Regions from separate parts of the Homo sapiens genome. Here all the other regions are linked to region 1. The links are chromatin contacts, found by Hi-C or POLR2A ChIA-PET in ENCODE. All regions are on one chromosome and are shown on one strand. Each heading gives the region's core, a stretch centred on a gene start or an enhancer-like site at or near the end of the contact. The rest is flanking DNA. Distances are from core to core; before and after follow the strand shown. Region 1 holds the start of C1orf54 (chromosome 1 open reading frame 54). Region 2 holds the start of ARNT (aryl hydrocarbon receptor nuclear translocator). Region 3 holds the start of SETDB1 (SET domain bifurcated histone lysine methyltransferase 1).

Region 1 (3,926 bases), core at 388-2,887:
CCTAGACTGGAGTACAGTGGTGCTATCTCGGCTCACTGCAACCTCTGCCTCCCAGGTTCAAGTGATTCTCCTGCTTCAGCCTCCCTAGTAGCTGGGATTACTGGCGCCTGCCACCAAGCCCAGCTAATTTTTGTATTTTTAGTAGAGACAAGGTTTCACCATGTTGGCCAGGCTGATCTCCTGACCTCAGGTGATCTGTCCGCCTAAGCCTCCCAAAGTACTGGGATTACAGGCGTGAGCCACTGTGGCCAGCTTCATCTCTCCATTGAGCTGTTACCACAGCATCTTCTGACCATTGACAGGAGGCTGTAAACCTATCTTGTTCATGGGTGTTTCCACAGACACTTGCATAGTGCCTGACTCATAGTAGATGTTGAGCAGATACTTATTAACTTCCCTTAAGAACAAAGCAAAACTGTCTTTTCTTATTCCCTTGCCTATAAGCTCTCAATTGCCTATCACACTAGGCCTAGCACACTGTGCCTAGCACGTATGTTGCTAAGGGTTTCTGAATTGAATGAACATGGGAAACATAAAAGCAGAGGAAAGGATAAAAACTCTACACCTGTAGGACGGAATGAAGGGAACATACCAAGTGACTGAATGTGGGAGGGAAGGTGTGGCACCTGTAGCAGGGAAAGAGACTATCTGCTTTCTCCCTTCTTCCAACCTGCATCCTGGAAGTTGAGAAAGAGATGAGGTGAGGCCGGGCACGGTGGCTCATGCCTGTAATCCCAGTACTTTGGGAGGCCAAGACAGGTGGATCATCTGAGGTCAGGAGTTCGAGACCAGCCTGGGCCAACATGGTGAAACCCCGTCTCTACTAAAAATACAAAACTTAGCTGGGCATGGTGGCACGCGCCTGTAGTCCCAGCTACCAGGGAGGCTGAGGCAGGAGAATCACTGGAACCCGGGAGGCAGAGGTTGCAGTGAGCCGAGATCGCGCCACTGCACTCCAACCTGGGTGACAAAGCAAGATTCTGTCTCAAAAAAAAAACAAAGAGGTGAGGTGAGGTCAGTGTTACCAGAAAGGAAATAACTGACCATGGCTGAGAGACTTTTAGCTGAAGCCATGCAGCAGGTGCTTTAAGTCAGACAATGATGGGTAAATATTGTTCCTATTCTCTATAGCTCCAGACAGACAGAAGAAAGGGATTCTTTTCAGTCTAGAAAAATGCTCACCCCTTCCTCAGAACATTTCCACTGTGACGAAAAGAGACTGATGAAGCCTCAGAGAGAAAGGCAACTCTGGGTGGTGATGGTAAGTCAGAGACAGTGAGAGGGAGGGTGAACTTTTTATGAGGCCTTGGAGGAAGGAAGGAAAGCCGGGAGAGGGGAAACTTCTTGGTAGGCTTATTTTTTATTTTTATTTTGGTAGTGACAGTGGGAGTCTTGAATGGATCTAATCTAGGGCAGGGGGAGCTTAAGAAACATGTTTGCATCAAAACCCCCTTTTGCCTCTCAATCTGGGCAGCTCTGGCTGGGGACCGGCAGTAACCGGAGATCTAGTCAGTCAGCCAGTAGGCGGGGAGTTCTGCCCCCTGGGAGGAGAAGAGTTGCTGCAGCTCCTTCCCTGCTTTGGAGGAGGAGGGGAGGCGGGGTAAGTTTGGTGGGAAACTCTGTAATTTCCTTTTTTACTTTCACAGCAATAGTGCAGAATCCAGAATGGATGTCCTCTTTGTAGCCATCTTTGCTGTGCCACTTATCCTGGGTAAGTCCACTCCTCTCTCTGAGCTTTTGTGCCAGGTCTTCTACCATAAATGGGGTGGGAGAAAAAAAATGAGGAGTGGGTGAGAGGTACATTTCAGTGGGGAGCGATAGAGTTTTCTCATCGTGCTGGGGTCCGGTGTTGAGGGCAGAATGGAGATCTGGAAGGCAGAGCCAGGAAAGGGGGAAAAAAGCAGAGTCCTGTCAAACAAGGAGGATGGAGCTCCAGACACAAGGAGGCCCTAGCAACACTGAGCTCAGTTCTCCATCACCACGGAAGTTGAACAAGATGACAGGGGCTAAAGTAAGGGTGAAGGAGGGATTATTGGAAGGTGTCACAGTCTGAAACTAGTAGTTAGGGTATCTCCTTTCCCAGAGAATTGGAGAAAAAAACCTGCTATTAGTAAAGACACAGAAGTGGGGTGACCTTTAGGGTAGTGGAAAACTGGCTGTCTTCAGGGACAGGGTCCCAAGAGTAGCTTGGCTCCTTCCCTCCTTTGTTCCCCAGTCTACCAGGTGTGTCTCATTGTTTCCTTTTCCTCTAGATTCTTGTGTCATTAGCTTGGAGTTGAAGGGAAAGCATTCAAGGAGCTCAGGGAAGTGTTTAGCAGGAGGCCTGGAGTTCTTGATCCAGTCATATCAAAGCCACATATTTTTAGTTCTGAAAGGGAAGAAAAACTAACAGAGATGGGTCATTTTAGTCCAGCTGACTCATTTTAAGAAAGCGGATGTTAAGTGGATTGTTCAGGGTTATTCTGTTAGCAGTGAAGGTGGAACTAAAGCTCAAATCCAAAGCCTAAGGGTGTATGTTAGTTATTTGTAAGAGATACTGATAAGAAAAGATGTCTCACAAATACAGTAAGATCTGGAGCATACTAAATAGAAGACTTGGCGTTTTTAATTCCTGGTCTCTACTTTTCCTACCTTTTTTAGGTCTGGTTCTCCCTTTGGGTTTATAGTATGTGAAGGGGACTGTTTTCTGTTTTAGGAGTTCCTGGATTGAAAGGGCACGGAGTAACAGGCCTCATTACAGATATGGATCCCAGAAGACTGAGAGGGGTGTAGAGGTGCACAGGCAAGAAAGGAGTATGACTATTGGAGGAGAGAGAGAGAGAGAGAAAAGAAAGAAAGAGCAAGAAAGCTGGGAGCGCTGAGGTCATCTCCAGGTGTCCTTTTGTTAGTAAGGTGTTCCAGATGTCCCTTGACCTCTAGTCCTTGTCCCCATAGGACAAGAATATGAGGATGAAGAAAGACTGGGAGAGGATGAATATTATCAGGTGGTCTATTATTATACAGTCACCCCCAGTTATGGTGAGTACATGAAAGGCTCTTGCCCTTAGCCAACTGGAGAGAGGCTTCAGGATATTTAGTTCTGAGACTTTGCTCTTCACTTTGAAGCAGAGCAATGGGGTCAGAGAAAAATCTGGCTATGAACAAAACCTATCAAGACTCATGATGGGGCCGGGCGTGGTGGCTCACACCTGTAATCCCAGCACTTTGGGAGGCTGAGGCGGGCGGATCACGAGGTCAGGAGATCGAGACCATCCTGGCTAACACAGTGAAACCCTGTCTCTACTAAAAATACAAAAAATTAGCCGGGTGTGGTGGCGGGTGCCTGCAGTCCCAGCTACTTGGGAGGCTGAGGCAGGAGAATGGCATGAACCCGGGAGGCAGAGGTTGCAGTGAGCTGAGATCGTGCCACTGCACTCCAGCCTGGGTGACAGAGCAAGACTCCATCTCAAAAAAAAAAAATGAAAAAAGATTTATGATGGGCTGGGCGCAGTGACTCATGCCTGTAATCCCAGCACTTTGGGAGGCTGAGGTGGGTGGATCACCTGCGGTCAGGAGTTTGAGACCAGCCTGGCCAACATGGTGAAACCCTGTCTCTACTAAAAATACAAAAATTAGCTGGGCATGGTGGCACCTGCCTGTAGTCCCAGTTATTCAGGAGGCTGAGGCAGGAGAATCGCTTGAACCTGGGAGGCAGAGGTTGTGGTGAACTGAGATCACACCACTGCACTCCAGCCTGGGCGACAGAATGAGACTACGTCACAAAAAAAAAAAAAGACTCATGATGATGTTATTTTTCCAGATAGTGATTTTTAGATGGGAGGATTGCTTGAGCCCAGGAGTTCAAGACCACCCTGGACATCATAGCAAGACCTTGTCTCTATAGAAAAAAAAATTTTTTTTTTTTGAGACCAAATCTCATGCTGTCA
Region 2 (3,808 bases), core at 12-2,511, 600 kb after region 1:
TAGAAAAGAAATTTCAGTGATTCAACTGTCCTATCAAAATCTGGATATTGCAAAATCATACTGCCTTTCAGTAACATGAAAAAAAATCTAATTTAAATTTCAACGTGGGGATGGGGGTAATCACTCCTACTGTTTTATTTTCAAGAAATTCTCCGCCCCACGCAACACACACACATATCTCAAGGCCCTTTTTAAGGCTATCAAATATATTGGTTTTTGGAAAAGGATAGACTTTATTTGGCAAGAATAACCAAGGTCTCCAAGATAAACTAGACCCCTAAAATGAAATGCCTTCTAAAGAGGAATAACTGTAACATAGAGGAAAGAGGGCTGGGACTAGTAATTTGAAGATCTGATCTCTCTAGAACTGCACTACACCCTACTCCATCTCTTAGACAAAACAGACCAAACCTTTTTGATATTTGATTATTTTTTGAAATTGAGAAATGGTGTGGAATCAAACTTTTCTGAAAGAGTTTGGAAATTGCCTCGACGTAGGCCTAACAAGATTTAAACCTGGGGCTGTGGAACTAAAGACCTGTCCGGAACCATAACCATTACACAAACCCCTGCCCTCAGCAGGCAAAGACCTACAGGCCCTCTTAACACAAGATCTAAGTTTCAAAGTATAGTCCGGGGACGGAGACGGGGACGGGGGTTGCGGGTGGGAGGTAACAGCCTAAAGAAACGTCGTATATATCAAAGAATGTCCATTTTTTATTTTTTAAATTAAAATCTAAACCTTTAAATGTTTGGAAGCAACGCCTCAACTAAAGAGCAGTGTGGTCCAGGGTTTATGAATCCAAACTACTCTTAAAGTAAACCGAGACACTCTGCCTACAGTTTTCGGCATCAAGCGGCTCCAGCGGGCAGAGGGTTAAAAGAGGACCACATCACAGACCAGACGCCGACCGAGGAGTGAGGGCGGGCCAGCCCCGCACTGGCTGCCGCTCCAACGGAGGTCAGGACAGGGAGCCCCCCTCAACTCCCACCTGCCCCCTCGCTCCCTTGGGTATACTCGAGTCTACCCAAGTCCCCGGGATCGGGCCCCTCCCCAGGTCACCGCTCCCCCACCGTCTCTCGCGGCCCCCGCCCCGCCCCGGCGCCTTCAGCTCCAGCTGCGTCCCCTCAGCCCTGGGTCTCCTTAGTTGTCAGCCCCTTCGGCCCCTCCCCTTTAGAGGCGCCCCAGTCCTCCGTCTCCTCACCGGGGTTGGCAGTAGTCGCCGCCATGGCCGCAGATGCCACCGCCGCCGCGCCACCCCCCCCCCCAGTGGGAGGAGCCGCCGCCACCGAACCGGGAGGGAGGGGAAAAGAAAGGCCACTCCCCAGAAGCGGCGCCTGACCGCCGCCTCCGCTACCGCGGAATCCAAGATGGCGGCTTCAGCAGCCCCCAGCATCCCAGCCCCTGCGGCGGGGAGACCCCGCCTATATAGTAGGCGGAGTCAACACACGGCCAGCCTCCTAAGAAAAATTGACCAATGAAAATGCCAAATCGTCCAAGGGCAGGGCTACTCACTGCGCCAGCCAGTCCAGTGAAGGGAGGGCGAGGAAGAAGTCCAGCTGTCTCCCTAATCTCGCCCTCCTTGCGTAAGAGGTCAATGACCGAGTAACGTCATTGAAATGCAATTAAAATGGGTATTTTAGGCTGGGCGCGGTGGCTCGCGTCTGTAATCCCAGCACTTTGGGAGGCCGAGGCGGCCGGATCACCTGTGGCCAGGGGTTCGAAACCAGCCTGGCCAACATGGCGAAACCCCGTCTCTACTAAAAATACAAAATTAGCCGGGCGTGGTGGCGCATGCCTGTAATCCCAGCTTCTTGGGAGGCTGAGGCAGGAGAATCGCTTGAACCTGGGAGGCAGAGGTTGCAGTGAGCCGAGATAGCGCCACTGCACGCCAGTCTGGGCAACAAGAGCGAAACTCCGTCTCAAAAAAAAAAAAAAGGATATTTTACTAAAAACCTTCGCTTGGTGGTGGATTCGTCTGAGTGGTTGCCGTGCAGACAATGTATCTTGTAAATCCTCTTTAGGTGCTAAAGAGCACCTAAACATCACATGGTGATTTGTAATCCTTTCCAGTTTTTTTCCTCTTTTAAGGACTTTTGTCCCTGGTGAAAAAGTTAAATGACTAACTTTTGAATGCCTGCTATGGAACCGGTAGTCTAAAAGGATCCAGGTGTTAACGGTTTGGTATGGGAGATATTGCCAGCCAAAATTGGAGGCAATAGATGAAGAAAGTAATTTGAGAATGGGTAACTTCTTTGGTCAGTGACAGGGACAGAGTGAGGAGTTTTGTTTGTCTGTTTTTGAGACAGAGTCTCTCTCTGTCGCCCAGGCTGGAGTGCAGTGGCGCAATCTCGGCTCACTGCAACCTCCACCTCCCCGGTTCAAGCAATTCCCCTGCCTCAGTCTCCTGAGTAGCTGGGATTACAGGCGCACGCCACACGCCTGGCTAATGTTTTTTGTATTTTTAGTAGAGATGGAGTTTCACGACGTTGGCCAGGCTGGTCTCGAACTCCTGACATCAGGCAATCTGCCCGCCTCGGTCTCACAAACTGTTGGGATTACAGGCGTGAGCCACCACACCTGGCCAGTGAGGAGTTTTTAATAGGGAATCAATAAGATGATGGCTGTGCAGATTTATTTTCTTTTTTCTTTATTTTTTTCTGAGACGGAGTCTTGCTCCATCACCCAGGCTGGAGTGCAGTGGTGCGATCTTGGCTCACTGCAACCTCTCCCTCCCGGGTTCAAGCAGTTATCCTGCCTCAGCCTCCTGAGTAGCTGGGATTACAGGCGCGCACCACCACGCCCGGCTAATTTTTGTTTCCTGGTAATAGGAAGCATTGAGCTATTCGAGGTAGGCACTGTCCAAAATGCTTTATATGTATTTACTCATTTAATCCTCACAACAACGATGAGGTAGGTTCTACTGCTATTTCCATTTTGCAATTAAGGAAACAGAAACAAAGAGGGTAAGCAAGGGACATCCAGCAGGTAAGTAATGTGGGAGGCAAACTAAAGGAGTCTGACACTGGAAACCTGTTCCACCCATCCCCCTATTTTAGCACTACAATTTTAGCACTACAAAGTACTTCCATTTTCATGTATCGCTCACAAAATGTTTAATACAAATTTAATTAAAATTTTAACAAAAATCCCATTATGCTATTGAACAGCTTTGCATTCTTAGAAGTTGTATATGTACTGCGCAGATTACATTGATCCACTTATTTAGTTTACTGCAAAGGTATTTTAACATAATTTACATATTATTGTTTACATCTGTTAAAATTTCATTTTTCTTTCATTTTGTTGTTATATTTATAAGTCACCAAAAAGAAAAAAATCATCCACCCAAAAGAAATACATTGGCTGGGCTGGGCGGGGTGGCTGTAATCCCAGCACTTTGGGAGGCCAAGGAGGGCGGATCACAAAGTCAGGTGTTCGAGACCAGCCTGGCCAACATGGTGAAACCCCATCTTTACTAAAAATACAAAAATTAGCCGGGCATGGTGCCGCGTGCCTGTAATCCCAGCTACTCCGGTGGCTGAGGCAGGAGAATCGCTTGAACCTGGGAGGCAGAGGTTGCAGTGAACCGAGGTGCCCCTGCACTCCAGCCTGGGCGACAGAGCAAGACTCCATCTCAAAAAAAAAAAAAAAAAAATGCTGTAGCTTCTTTACCAAGTAAAATGGATTTTTCCAGAATAAATGCAAAATGTTTTCCTGTATGATGTGGATACATTTTGTGGTTAAAAGAGATCAAGTTACATTTCTGTAGAAAAAAATTGGTAGAAATCATTTTGTTATAGAGCT
Region 3 (3,548 bases), core at 1,049-3,548, 650 kb after region 1:
GGGCTACAGAGCGAGACTCCGTCTCAAAAAAAAAAAGGAAAAAAAAGGCCTGGCGAGGTGGCTCATGCCTGTAATCCCAACACTTTGGGAGGCCAAGGTGAGCAGATCACAAGGTCAGGAAATTGAGACCATCCTGGCTAACACAGTGAAACCCCGTCTCTACTAAAAATACAAAAAATTAGCCAGGCGTGGCGGCACGCACCTGTAGTCCCAACTACTCAGGAGGCTGAGGCAGGAGAATCGCTTGAACCCAGGAGGTGGAGGTTGCAGTGAGCCGAAATCGTGCCACTGCAGTCCAGCCTGGGCGACAGAGCGAGACTCTGTCTCAGAAAAAAAAAAAGAAAAGAAAAGAAAAAGAAAGAAAGGGCCGGGAGCAGTGGCTCACGCCTGTAAGTAATCCTAGCACTTTGGGAGGCGAGGCGGGTGGATCACTTGAGGTCAGGAGTTTGAGACCAGCCTGGCCAACATGGCGAAACCTCGTCTCCACCAAAAATACAAAAACTAGCCGGGTGTGGTGGCAGGGGCTTGTAATCCCAGCTACTCGGGAGGCTGAGGCAGGAGAACTGCTTGAACCCGGGAGGTGGAGGTTGCAGTGAGCCGAGATCGCACCATTGCACTCCAGCTTGGGTGACAAGAGCGAAACTCAGTCTCAAAAACAAACAAACAAACAAAAAAAGGAAGGCTCGGCGCAGTGGCTCACACCTGTATGTAATCCCAGCACTTTGGGAGGCCGAGGTGTGACGAGGCCAGCCTGGCTAACACGGTGAAACCCCGTCTCTACTAAAAATACAAAAAATTAGGCGGGCGTGGTGGCACGCGCCTGTAGTCCCAGCTACTCGGAAGGACGAGCCAGGAGAATCGCTTGAACCCGGGAGGTGGAGGTTGCAGTGAGCCAAGATCGCGCCATTGCACTCCAGCCTGGGCGATAGAACGAAACGCCTTCTCAAAAAAAAAAAAAAAAAAAAAAAAAAGGAAAAAAGCACATATTATTTTACTCAAATTCCATTTTGGGAAATCTTTTCTTTTTGTTTTTTGTTTTGTTTTGTTTTTGAGACGGAGTCTCGCTCGGTCACTTAGGCTGGAGTGCAGTGGCGCGATCTCCTCTCACTGAAGCCTCTGCCACCGGGGCTCAAGCGATCCTCCCCCCGCCTCAGCTGCGGAGTTGCTGGGACCACAGACGCGAACTACCACGCCTGGCTTTTTTTTTTTTTTTTTTACCTTGTATTTTTAGTCGAGATGGCGTTTCGCCGTGTTGCCCAGGCTGGTCTGGAACTCCTGGGCTCTAGCAATCCTCCCGCCTCGGACACAAAGCGCCCGGCCTGGGGAATCTTTTCTACAGAAATAAAAGTACTACTTCAAAAGGATGTTTATTTTTATTGTTGCGCTATTTGTCGGGGCTGAGAACGGAAAACAATCTAAACAATCTAAACTATTCAGGTGTCAAAAATACAAGTTATTGGTTTTTTGTTTTTTTGTTTTTTTTGGTTTTTTTGAGACGGAGTCTCGCTCTGTCGCCCAGGCTGGAGTGCAGTGGCGCGATCTCCGCTCACCGCAAGCACCGCCTCCCGGGTTCACGCCATTCTCCTGCCTCAGCCTCCCGAGTAGCTGGGACTACAGGCGCCCGCCACCACGCCCGGCTAACATTTTTAGTACAGACGGGGTTTCACCGTGTTAGCCAGGATGATCTCCATCTCCTGACCTCGTGATCCGCCCGCCTCTGACTCCCAAAGTGCTGGGATTACAGGCGTGAGCTACCGCGCCCGGCCAAAAATACAAGTTTTACCTTTTTTATTGGCTTCAGGTAATGTCCACATGTTAAATGAAAACAACAAAAATCCAAATACAGAAACTCGTACATACAAGACTGGAAAATGAAGCTGTATTACCTGAAAGGAGCGGAGTGGTGATGGGGCAAGAGAGAATATTATCACGTTTTTCTTATTACATCTTGATAGCCTTTACAATTTGTATCACTTATGTAACAAAACAAACTCAAGTAAAACTGAGAGAATAAAGCTCTGAACCTATGAGCGTTTCCCTAAGTCTTTACACAATGAATATAGTAATGGGGCCACTAGTCGAGGGTGGTAGGAGCGGCGGAGACTCGGTAATATACTGGCCACGCCTACTCTGCCCTGCCAGTCTCTTCTCACGTGTGCCCCTGGAAGGCTCTGCCTTAACGCATGCGTAGTTACCTTAGTTTTCGTCGCCTCTGAGGGGCGCCCCGCGGCTTTGGATTTGACCCCGTCAGGCTACCGTCGCGGTGACCGGAACGGCACTAAAGGTTTGCTTCCGGGCGTTTCTTTTGCTTCCCCTTCCCTCTTTCACGCTTCCTCCCCTCCCCCTCCTCCCTTATCCCTTCGCTTTCGCTCTTTTCCGTCGAGGCCGACCCCTGAGTTGTGAGTCTGGGGTCTGGTTGGTGAAAAAGAGCCCTTGAAGCTGGAAGACGGGAGGTGCGGGGAATACTGTTGAGTTATTTGGTGACCAAAGGCTTATCTGGGACGTTTTGTTTGTGGGAGGGGGTCGGGCGAGGGTGGGAAGGAAGTCTTCCCCAGAGGCGAACGGGGGCGGGGCTGAACTGGGTTTGCGAATGGGTAGGACGCACCCCTAGAATGGGTAGCACGGGGGTGGGCTGGTGTGTGGGCAGAGGAAAATGGAGGCGCTGAAAATCAGATTTTCTTTAACCGTTTGATTAAAAAAGCAGTTCACACGAATGTGTGAAGTATTTGGATTGTGGATATTAGGTACCCACGTTTTATTCCCAGGTTGCTTTACTTCTCTGTACTTTGGGGGAAACCTTTTTGCTGCAAGCTTTCGTGTGTTTGAATATCATAGACTTTTTAAAAAGTAAAATTCCACATGGAAGCAAAGTAATATAAGGGGAACAAGTAATGAAAGAGAAAACACTGAGTTAGTGAGTTCCAAATCAACTCCATCCCCAGGTGGGGTTTTGTTTAAATTAGGCATAGCATACAAAGATTTATCACATTAGTTAAGGAACACATATAGACCACAAAAATATCTTATAGATTGGTTCTCTTCAGTATCCCAAAAGATTATTTTTAAAGTTCGGTTTGTTTTGAGACAGGGTCTCACTTTGTCACCCAAGCTGGAATGCATGGCGCGAACATAGCTCACTACAGCAGCTACTCCTGGGCTCAAGCGATCCTCCCACTTCAGCCTCCTGAGTAGCTGGAACTAAAGGCGTGCACCACCACACGTGGCTAATTTTTGTATTTTTTTGTAAAGACGAGTCTTGCCATGTTGCCCAGGCTGGTCTTGAACTCCTGCCCTCAAGCGACCCTCCTGCCTCGGCCTCTAAAAGTGCTGAGATTACAGGTGTAAGCCACTGTGCCAGCCCAAAACATTATTTTCAGTAGCTCTCTACTGCTTAATGAATGTTCTCCATGCCGTCTCAAACTCTTAAATCTTTTTCAGGAGTGTTAGCGTACAGCAGAAGATAAGAACTCTTAAAAATCTCAGCATCAGATTCTGGAGAATAGGGAGGGAGAACATGGAATATTTGAATAGAATAACAGGCAGCAGAG

What was found. A loop is a pair of places that touch in the nucleus more often than their neighbours do. ChIA-PET counts read pairs that join two places held with the same protein, here RNA polymerase II (POLR2A). Pooled maps may share reads with other maps.
Region 2: a pooled map shows a loop between it and region 1 (4-fold over the local background). The contact joins the promoter of ARNT here to the promoter of C1orf54 in region 1. A Hi-C loop is called at or near these places in 1 of 168 maps with a recorded cell type or tissue (CD4-positive, alpha-beta T cell) and 10 of 50 pooled maps. POLR2A ChIA-PET finds 5 or more read pairs at or near these places in 1 of 52 experiments (AG04450).
Region 3: a loop to region 1 is called in a pooled map, with 2.8 times the contacts of the local background. The contact joins the promoter of SETDB1 here to the promoter of C1orf54 in region 1. A Hi-C loop is called at or near these places in 9 of 50 pooled maps. POLR2A ChIA-PET finds 5 or more read pairs at or near these places in 2 of 52 experiments (Caco-2 and PC-3).

The regions. Positions count from the first base shown.
Region 1 is chr1:150,271,153-150,275,078 of GRCh38, forward strand. It overlaps C1orf54 (chromosome 1 open reading frame 54), which reads left to right and starts at 1,638. Exons shown (of 6, transcript NM_024579.4): 1 at 1,638-1,711; 2 at 2,935-3,018. The coding sequence starts at 1,666. All of the region lies in intron 1 of LOC124904414, which reads right to left.
Region 2 is chr1:150,875,338-150,879,145 of GRCh38, forward strand. ARNT (aryl hydrocarbon receptor nuclear translocator) reads right to left here and starts at 1,262. Exons shown (of 22, transcript NM_001668.4): 1 at 1,206-1,262. The coding sequence starts at 1,230. It also overlaps a transcript of LOC107985204 not described here. RefSeq lists silencers at 888-1,317, 1,321-1,594.
Region 3 is chr1:150,924,065-150,927,612 of GRCh38, forward strand. SETDB1 (SET domain bifurcated histone lysine methyltransferase 1) reads left to right here and starts at 2,299. Exons shown (of 22, transcript NM_001366418.1): 1 at 2,299-2,453. LOC107985204 (a long non-coding RNA gene) reads right to left here and starts at 2,277. Exons shown (of 3, transcript XR_001738231.2): 1 at 2,196-2,277.